2 separate regions of the Homo sapiens genome follow, and region 1 is linked to region 2. Evidence: chromatin loops called from intact Hi-C (ENCODE). Cell type or tissue: OCI-LY7. All regions are shown on one strand. Each heading gives the region's core, and the rest is flanking DNA. Links, peaks and the distances in the headings are about the cores only.

Region 1 (5,386 bases), core at 200-5,199, 66 kb after region 2:
TATAAGCAGAAATCTGGAGAACAGGCATGGACATGGATATTAGGGGTGTGGGATAATGGTGGAAGGAACATAGAGTTGGATCAGGCTGAATTTCTTTATTTAGGCCCACTAAGTAGGGACTCTGCATTTAATGTTGCAGCTCAGGGAGTTTTAAAAGGTTCTAATAGTTTATTTGCTTGTTTAGCTGAAATATGGATTAAAAGATGGCCCACTGTGAATGAGCTGGAAATGCCTGATCTCCCTTGGCTTAATGTAGAGGAAGGGATCCAAAGGCTTAGGGAGATTGGGATGCTGGAGCGAATTAGTCACTTTAGACCTACTCATCCCAGCTGGGAGGGTCCAGAAGATACACCCTTGACCAATGCCTTGTGAAATCGATTTGTGAGGTCAGCACCCTCATCTTTGAAGAGCCCTGTATTTGCTCTTTTCTGTATGTCAGATCTAACAGTGGGAACCGCAGTCACTTAACTACAAAACTTAAATACAATGGGAATAACTGAAGCCCGAGGTGGCAGGAGCCAAGTGGCAGCACTCAACTGTCAAAGGCAAGGTGGGTGTAGCTACCATAATGGAAAGCAGAGGCAAAGCAGCAATCAGTCTGACTCATGTAGAGCTCTGGCACTGGCTAATTAATCCTAGTGTTCCTAAAAAGTGAAATTGATAGGAGGCCTACTGCATTCCTATTTAATTTATACAAGCATAAAACTTCTAGGTCGAATGGACAAAAGACTAATTTGAATTATAAAAGCAGAGAATCATGGCCCCTCAATCAATTTCCAGACTTGAACCAGTTTACAGACCCAGAACCCCTTGAATGAAGGGGAGGCCAGGGCCCCTTGAGGAAAGACCCCACTACCCTATGACCAATTTATGCAGTGAATCTTTTTCCCATCCTTTCCCAAGGAGACCTCTGGCTTTTTACCAGGGGAACTGTGTACTGGGGAAAGGGAAATGATCAGACATTTCAGGGACTACTGGACACTGGCTCTGAGCTGACGTTGATTCCAGGGGACCCAAAACATCATTGTGGTCCTCCAGGACCAAAAGTAAGGGCTTATGGAGATCAGGTAATTAACGGAGTTTTGGCTCAGGTCCAACTTATAGTGGGTCCAGTGGGCCCCTGGACTCATCCTGTGGTCATTTCCCCAGTGCCAGAATGCGTAATTGGCATAGCCATACTTAACAGCTGGCAGAACCCCCACATTGGCTCCCTGACTGGTAGGGTGAGGGCTATTATGGTGGGAAAGGCCAGTGGAAGCCATTAGAGCTACCTCTACCTAGGAAAATGGTAAATCAAAAACAATACCACATCCCTGGAGGGATTACCGAGATTAGCGCCACTTTCAAGGACTTGAAAGACCCAAGAGTGGTGATTCCCTCTACGTCCCCGATCAACTCTCCCACTTGGCCTGGGCAGAACACAGATGGATCTTAAAGACTGACAGTGGATTATCATAAGCTTAACCAAGTGGTGACGCCAATTGCAGCTGCTGTACCAGATATGGTTTCATTGCTTGAGCAAATTAACACATTTCCTGGTACCTGGTGTACAGCCATTGACTTGGCAAATGCCTTTTCCTCCATTCCTGTCCATAAGGCCCACCAGAAGCAATTTGCCTTCAGCTGGCAAGGCCAGCAATATACCTTTACTGTCCTACCTCAAAGATATATCAACTTTCCAGCTTTGTGTCATAAAACAGCAAAAAGACACACAGCTAGGAGGTAACCACAGATTGCACTAGAAAGAGAGGAAAGGATGATGATGATGATGTTGATGATAGACAGATGATAGATAGATAGATAGATAGATAGATAGATAGATAGATAGACAGATAGATAGATAGATAGAACACCTGCTTCAGAGAGCTTTTTCCTCAGTATTTCTCTACCTTCCACATCAGGTACCAATTTTCCTGTGTGCACTCATAACCCATTTCTCACCATTACTGATAGCTATGTTCTCAGCCACCAAGTGAGTAGGTACATCACACACTTTTACAGGAGTGCAGAGAGGCAGAACGGTTATTTAGCCTAGGGGTCACATTACAAAATAACCTAGTTAGACTTTTAATTTTATCAACAAATAAAGTTTTTGCAGAGTCATGGCAACATAAAGACAGGAGTTAAAGGAGCAAACACTAATAACGCAACTGAAACTTATTTCTCTGTAGTTCATAATGCATTTATATTTTCTATGAATCTAGAAATTATCTTACTGATAGCACAATATCTAGCTTTGTGTGTGTTTCAACTTCGATGTGGTACCCCAAACGCACCCATATGTGAACACCGCTGGGAGGGGTGGGTTTCAATTGTTCTGGATACACACTGGGACGAGGGGAGTTGGTCAGACCTGATACAAGCCTGGGGAAAGACAATGCCCTCCTATTGCCTCAAAAGCCGCTGGATAAAGTCAGAATAAGGAAGAGCCAGGGCAGCCCTGCAACACCCTGAAGAAAGGCAGTCCACGAGGGCTCTCATAAATTATACCGCACAAATGGTTTCACGTTATCTCTTCCTGGAGGTGAAAGGAAACAGCTGATGGTTCCGGGTCAAGTTGAGGCACCTCTGACCTCCAGCCCCCAGAGCCACAGCGCCGCCTGCTGGTGGAGCCCCGCCAGAACTGACATAGACTCGTCCAGCCTCCAGGTGCACCCACGCCCTTTTCTTGCACCAAGAAGCTGAGCAGCCTCTCTCTACTCTCTGTGACCGTCCTCTTTGGCCTCCGCATGGTTCAGCCTGGAATCCTGAAGAGTGTGAGTGAGTAAGGCGTGACAATCCTGGGTGTGGGTGGGGTTAGGGAACATTTCCTCTGAGGAATCCGTGGAACGAGCTGGCCCTGATACCTGGAAGTGACTTATGGTTGCCCTCGACTCACCCTGTGGCATCTTTCTCCAGCTGCACCGAAACCTGGATATTGCCCAGAGTTTACTCTATCCTGCCCTTTCACCCTCTTACCTGTGTGCTGCACTATAAAGCCTGCCTGGGGATCGAGAAGTATTGCTTCTTCAACTGTCAACATCAGTGTACAGAGCTTTGGTGGACTTTGGATTGAGGTAAGGAGCCCCAGATCTGCCCTTCTCGGCTGCGCCTGAAACCTTCCTGCAGAAGCATTCATCTTAGAAGGAGTTGATAACTGCCCATGCCCCTGGAAATCATTGAGATCAGATCTTTCAAGTTGGGTTGGCCCACAGATCTGCCTCGGAACAGTGAAGCGGGTGGCTCAATAGACCTCCTTGCTCAGGATATGCACTGTCCATTTCACATAAGGGGCATCACCCTTCTCTTCTGTATGAAGGGGACATTTGGACAAGATAATCTCTAAGTTGCTCAAGGGTTATTGAATTTTTATTGTTATTATTTTAGTTTTTCACGATACCTTTCACAGCACCTTTCTCTTCATATTTAAATTGTAAGGTCAGGGATTATAAATTCATTATTCCTTAGGATGGCTTGCCTAGAGTCCCTGATCCCCAGTCCCTGATTCTGGGGCAGCATATCTCAGTTTTCTGTGAAGGAGAGTACTTAGCAGGATTTCTGCCACAGTGCCCCAGGACACAAATTCATGTCTCCTGCAATGCCATGTCACCTGGCATTGACAAAGTACCAGCCAGGCTGAACCTTCCCTGAACCTTTTCACCTTCCTACATCCCTGATTCTCTCTTCTCTCTCGAGGTGGAAACTCCTTAGCCAAGCCTGAGGAGACGCTGGTGCTACAGGCTCTGATTTGGATAACTGGTCTCCAATTTGTCCATGATCTTCCCAGGCCCAAGATGTCATTTCAGAGTTAAATGCTTGTTAATATGACAAGAAGACAAAGAGATAAAGCATTGTATATTTAAAACCACAGAAAAATCTGTAAGACTGCTGGATCTCCTCTCTCTCTCCCTGTCTCTCTCTCCATCCTTTATGGCTTTTCCCTTAGGATCTGAAAAAAGGATATGATTAATATTTCACATTTAGTTAAGGACCACAAAGGTAGTAGAAGTCTGGACAAGTCTTCCAAAATTTTATTTGTAACTATTATAAACAAATTTTGAAAAGCCAATTATTCCCTAGCATGCTTTAAGTTGACATCTAACATTTTTATCATAATTGCATAATAGTTACAAAGAATAAACTTTTAAGAATATGATGAATATTGTCCTTTCATTTAAAAAGCAACCTTAATCTTTTTAATGTTTCTAACGGAATTTAATCATCTTGACTTGATAGTAATAACTATTAAGGAAAAAAAAAGCATGTTCTTTTCTCCCATCTTCTTCCTCTTCTTCTCCCTTTTTTCAACATTTCCTGAACTATTCAAACCAAAACTATAGGTGAGTAGGTTTGTTTAGGACTCACTCTGAAAAGCAGATACCTAGACAGGATTAGGTAATCAAGAGTGTGTGTCAGGGAAAATGCCTGTGAGGGACAAAGGGAGGTAGCCAAAGTGGCAAGGAGAGCATGAGACCATGATGCAGGGCTGCCTGCTCTGAGGGAGGAGAGAAGGAAGGAGGAAGAGTCTCAGAATGAATTACAACATTGGTAAAGTGCCAGTCAGGCTGAAAGACAACGCTTGAACTGAAGTCACCTATCAGAAGAGGCCCAGGTCTCAGAATGAGCCTGCCTTAGTGTTCGGGCCTCACTCAGTCATTGGCTGGGAGTAACCTGATGGAAGCATCCATGACTTCTGCACAGACATAGTGGCAGATGCAGAGGACAGTAGCTGGGGGCATCCATCAGTTGCACACCCTGAAGCAGCAGGAGATCTAAGCAGTGCATTTCCATGCTCACCACTGTCCTCTACCTTGTGTTGCAGTTACTTCTCCAGGTATGGTGATGAAGGCTAGTTATCCCAGCTACTTGGGAGGCTGACGTGGGAGGATGGCTTGAGCCTGGAAGTCAGAGGTTGCAGTAAGGGGAGACCGCACCTCTGCATTCCAACCTGGGCGACAGAGCTAGACCCTGTCGCAAAAAAAAAAAAAAAAGAAAGAAAGAAAGAAAAAAAGAAAAAAGAAAGCTGGTTAATGTCAACTTGTTGAGTTTTTCATCTTGGCTGTCAGGGTCTAATCTATCATAGATGCTTCCCAGCAGGTGTTAATATGTAATACACAAGTCTTCACAGTAAATGTCTCCTCACATTTTGGTCCTCTTTCCCTACCACAGACATCCTTGCTACTGATTTTCTAGTCCTTTGCCTTCCAAGCTCCTTTTTAAAAAATTGGGTTTTAATATTATTTAGGTATTTAATATTATTTAGGTATGACAAAGCGAACATATCAGGAGATTACTGCCTTTTAAAAGAGAGTTTGTTATACTCACATATCTCAAAGGAGAGCCACACCTTGCCATGGGAAGGGTAGGGCAGGGGGGCACATAGAAAGCACCTTTTTCAGTCAAGAGA
Region 2 (5,386 bases), core at 306-5,305:
AGATTTTTTGTCTGGTGTTGATTCTTGTTATATACTAGGAGCTCATCTTGGGTAGAAAAAATGTCTTTGGATCCATGTTGGAGTTTGTCTTGGTGCGCAGGACAGAGTGAGGTTTGTACTTTACTTGAATGTTCCTCTCTCACTTCAACCACATTTTGGTAATGCCCTTTATTTTGATGAGAATTTTTAGTCTCACGTTGTTGTTTGTTAGCTACTAGCTCTTCAGTTTGGAGAACATAACTGCTTTGGGATCCGCCTTGTTTTCTACCTTTTTGTGCACCAGAGACGGAAGTTTGTTCTTTACTTAGTCCATGAACCCACAGCCTTTCTTCTGTGTTTGAATATTGACTGGATATTCCCTTTCCAGATGGGCTATTCCCCTGATCTTGAGAAGGATTTTGTGTCCCACGATGAGCTTTGCCTCCTTTATGGTGTATAACTACCCTGTGAAAATGACCTTTTGATTTATCATGGTCTCTGCCTTCTTGTTTATTATGGAGCAGTTGTTGACTTCCACCTAGATGTCGTTGTGATTTTGTCGTCTTATGTAGGGCATTCAAATCATATTGCTGACTTTTTCGGGACTGGTCATGATCATTGGCATCTACATGATATGTGTATTGAATAGAAAAACTGCCTTTGGATTCAGTTTGTTGCTTGCCTTTTTGTCCAGAATAGTGCTGGCCCTTTTGTCCGTGTGGAAATTGGGAAAATTCACTTGGTAATCGGCCTTTTGATCCACCTGGTAATTGATAATAAGAAGGTATGCATTCATTATCTCCAAAGCTCCCTTACAACTCTTACCCCCCACTTTTCCCCCAACAAATTATTGATATTTCTAGAAAAGCTGAAGCTTTGGGTGGAGAAAATCAATTCTCTTCAAAGAGAAGAATCTGTGCCTAAACAGGTTACTGTTTGCACCCCAAATAATCTTAGATTATTAGCTGTCTGAGCAGCTTTCCCCAAGGCTTACCCTCTCCACTCACCTTTTTGTCCCATCACAGCTGCTTGCTTCTCCAAGATGAGGAGCAGGGAAAGTACAAAGATGATGTTGGGCTTCATCTTGCTTGGAAAACCTTGTCTGAGAGCTGAGCCGACCTTGTCATTTATATCTTCCTTGAGTGAGTGTGCCATGGGTGGAGCTTAAATTACAAAAGGCACTGACTTTTCTTAGCTTATCAGTAAATGCCAACTTCCTCACCCCTGCTGAGTGTGGGACAAAGTCAATGTCCCCAGCAACATAATGTCAAAGGCATTTTCTTTCTTCTGGCAGCCCCAGCAAATTTTTATCAGTCCTTTTAGATCATCATGCCAGATCACTTTAATTTTACAGAATTATAGACAAAAGTAGGAAAGAGACTGGCTTCAGGCTACAAAAGCAATTGGTTTCTGAGAATGCCTTTATATTCTAAATGTGAGTTTCCCTTCATGATGCAATAATTTAAATACTCTATTTTAGATAGAACTCCATACTTCCTTTTGTTTTAAAAATGATCTTGAGACACGTTCTATTTTACCTAAGAATGAGCAATCATAGAAGTCCAATGATATAGAAGATAATGAAACGTTATGGAATCCAAAGAAAGAAATTTTAAACAAGTAAATGGGGCACTCCAATGTCAAATATGTCTGTCAAGTTCAACACAATAAAGACTGACATGTATCCAAAGTTTTTCTTAGTTGTTGCTAGTAACTTTAATGAGAGATGAATACAATTGCATTGGGTTGTCAGTTGAAGGATGGAGACCAGCTGCAACCTTCTCAGGAAGTCTGAATTCATGGTGGAGTGAGAGCTGAGGCTGTATCTGGAGGGTGAGGTAAGTTCCAGATGTGTTTTCAAAGGATGAAAGAATTTTAATATGCTTTCATGGTGATAGGAACAACTGTTGGAAAAAAAGTAAAAATGCTGGTTTCTAGATTGGGTTCTTTTCATGAAATCTACCTAAACAGCAGAATTTTCTTTTTAATTAAGAGAAGTTTCTACTTCAGTAGTAAACAGCTGAATCCCCAAACAGGCTGTGAGAAATATTTGCCACCATCAATGAATTGAATAATGTATTGTGAGTGGACATGAAGCTAAAATTCCCACCTTTGGTAGAAGCATAGATTTTTCCAATTGTGATGACATCCTGAAAAGTCTGAAGAAACTTTCTTTACTTTGAGTCATAAAGACTTCGTTATGAGCAGACCACAGGAGAAGAAGAAAGCATCCCAACAGTGTCCCTGTGTACATTCAGAACACCTTGGAGGGTAGTGCTGGGGAAAGGATAGCTTGAAAACTTATTTTCAATTATTCTGTCTTAGAATCTTAACCTTCCTGTAGGCAATGCTCTATGGAAGGGGAAAAGAGAAAGGCCAACCACAGAAAAAAAGTGCTATGCTATCAAACATAAATCATGTGAGCTGCATGGTTTCTCTATGAGCCACTCTGAGATCTTACCAAATTTATCTGTTTGCCTCAAAGGCAGTAAGTAGTTCCTTATTGCAGAAACCCCAACAGAGTAAGGTGATATTGTTCTGAACTAAAATTGATTACTGTGTCTGCTAACCACTGTAATCTTCCTCACACTTCCCTTAAGAAAATACCAGAAACTGTTCTGTTCCAAACTTACTGATACAAAATAGAGTCTGAAATATTAATCTTACTTATGGATCAAGAACAAAACTTTCATCTCATCTAGTGTCCAAAAGATGCAGATAAAACAAAAGGGCACAATATTTGCAAAAACAAACCAGGAAAATGCAATCCAAGCAAAACATGTGATTACTATATTCATATTAGAATTGAATTCAATGAAATGTGGAAAAAAACATTTCCAAATGATAAAGGAATGTATTGATAAAGTTGAAATCAGAAATCAGTGATTTGGAAAGCATAAAAATGGTATGGTGATGCATACATCTTAGATATGGAATTATGATGGGGGAAAAGATTAAGTGATCAAATGATTTGTCCTGTTGGACAAATAAAAAATGCAAAAATATTAAAGTGCACTAAATTGGCACAAAAATCTGAAAGTTTTATACTCATAGGAAAAGAAGAAAACAGGAGGACTTAAATGTATTTTGCTCAATTCTATGGGAAATCACTTTACAACTTAGAAAAGATTCAAATATAGTTATTTTTGGGGAATGGGCAGAAAAACCTGGTAGAGTAGGACTCCCCAGAGATTATACCCTCCAAAACGTCGAATTTAATAATTATCCACATATGATAATAGTTTCTCAAAAGCTAAACAGGCCAGATGAGATATTACAGAACCTGATTATAGTATAATAATTAAAAATACACATTGAAGAGGGCACGAAAGACAATTTTGTTTCCTGTATCACCCCTAACCCAATCACAGGCAGCACAGTGCAGAGAGAGCTACTTTCTTTTGGGGGGAAGGGAATGAAGTAAGGCTTGGACTTTTTCACGGAACAAAATACTAGTCTATAATAGTAAAATTCAGCACTGGGAGGACACCCATAGTGACCCTGCTTGAATACCTGTGGCCTAAGCAGCAAGACCTGCCCCAGCAGCAGAGAGGAACACATAGTTCCTGTGAGATAGACTTGCGTTCTTACCTGTACCACTGGCAGCCAACTACAGCAGCCTTGGATTATGAATAACCAACATACGTAGGCAGGTATCAGTGAGGAGGAGTTGGGAATGCATTCCATCATTGTGCCAGCCTCTGCAGCCATGGGTTACAGCCTGGTGCAGAACTGGCCATGGTGGTCCTGGGTTTATGACATCTCCTTGTGCTGCAATGACTGAAACAGTCACAGGCTTACAAACCTAGAACAGATGATCTGCCTAGAATTTCCGGACAGAGTTGAGGGACATTCTCAGACAAAGCCAAACTGGAGTAAGTACCTACCTTAAATTCAATATCTGCATTCAAGTACCTACCTGCAATTCAATAAGTACCTACTTCTTCAATGTGCAGACATCAATGCACAATCACAAGGATCAAGAACAATCGGGGAAAACTGATGACACCAAATTAACAAAATAAGGTACCAAATGAACAAAATAAGATACCATTGATTGGCCCCAAAGACATGGAGATGTATGACCTGCCTGAAAGAGAATTTAAAATGGCTGTTCTAAGGAAGCTCAAAGAACTTTAATAAAATACAGATAAATAATTAAATGAAATGATGAAAACAATAAGTGACCAGAAAGAGAGATGTAACAAAGGGTAAAAATGATAACATTTAATATCTAATGTTAATATAGGAGCTGAAGAATGCAATGAATAAAATGAAAAGTGTGAAAAGTGCAATAGAGTGCATTAACACCAGAAATGATCAAGCAGAAGGAATAATCTGTGAGCTTGAATACAGGTTATTTGACAATATATACTCAGAAAAGGAAAAAAGAAAAAAGAATAGAATGAAGGAAACTTATGAGATGTATGGAATAGCATTAAGTGAGCAAAGGGACAATTTACTGGCATTCAAGAGAAGTTAGAGAAAGATAAATGGAAAAGTAAAGAAAGCTTATTAAATAAGTAATAACAGAAAACTTTCCAAATCTGAGGAGTTCATATATATATATATATATATATATATATATATATATATACACACACACACACACACACATATATACACCCATATATATACATATACATATATACATATATATTATATATATATGTATGTGTCTATTATATATATATATATGTAGTCAAAGTGCAGGATGGTCAACAGTCACCAATCACATTCAATTCAAAAAAGACTAGACATATAATAATTAAACTGTGAAAGATCAAAGACAAATAAATGATACTGAAGCAGCAAAAGAAAAGAAGCAAATAAAATGCAAAACAGTTCCAATACACTTCACATCAGACCTTTTTTTTCTTTTTCAACTGTTATTTTACATTCAGGGGCCAAGTGTGCAAATTTGTTACCTGGGTATATTGCATGATGCTGAAGCTCGGGGTATGAATTTTCCTGTCATTCTGATACTGACTATAATACCCAACATTTAGTTTTTCAACCCTTGTCCCCTTCCCTCCCTCCTTCTCTCCTCTAGTAGTCTTCAGTGTGTATTATTTCCATCTTTATGTTCATGAGTATCTGACATTTAGCTCCCCTCTATAACTGAGAACATGTGGTATATAGTTTTCTCTTCCTGCATTAATCTACTTAGGATAATGGCCTCCCACTGCATCCATGTTGCTGCAAATGCATGATTTTATTTATTTTTTATGACTGTGTAGTATTCCATGGTGTATATACACCATATTTTCTTTATCCAATCCACCATTGATGGGCACCTAAGTCGATTCCATGTTTTTGCTAGTATGAATAGTGCTGCAATCAAATCATATTTCTCAAAGGGAACATTAAAGATCAGAGGAGAGTGGAATAATATTATCAAAGTAAT

Evidence for each region. Peaks named below come from ENCODE experiments on the same cell type or tissue, not always from the same donor. Only the 100,000 strongest peaks of a DNase experiment are listed, where the experiment ranks them.
Region 1: it touches region 2 in a loop (4-fold over the local background); 2 of 110 quality-filtered maps call a loop at or near these places.

The regions. Positions count from the first base shown.
Region 1 is chr20:45,136,187-45,141,572 of GRCh38, reverse strand. It overlaps LOC101929863 (a long non-coding RNA gene), which reads left to right and starts at 2,544. Exons shown (of 3, transcript XR_936751.3): 1 at 2,544-2,756; 2 at 2,899-3,056; 3 at 3,676-4,135. RefSeq lists an enhancer at 2,671-2,730. In OCI-LY7, for the core only: CTCF peaks have their summits at 2,397 and 2,597 (motif pointing left); a DNase peak (open chromatin) is centred at 2,602.
Region 2 is chr20:45,202,730-45,208,115 of GRCh38, reverse strand. It overlaps SEMG1 (semenogelin 1), which reads right to left and starts at 1,083. Exons shown (of 3, transcript NM_003007.5): 1 at 987-1,083; 2 at 1-742. The coding sequence starts at 1,062. In OCI-LY7, for the core only: no CTCF peak of the experiment used is centred there; no DNase peak of the experiment used is centred there.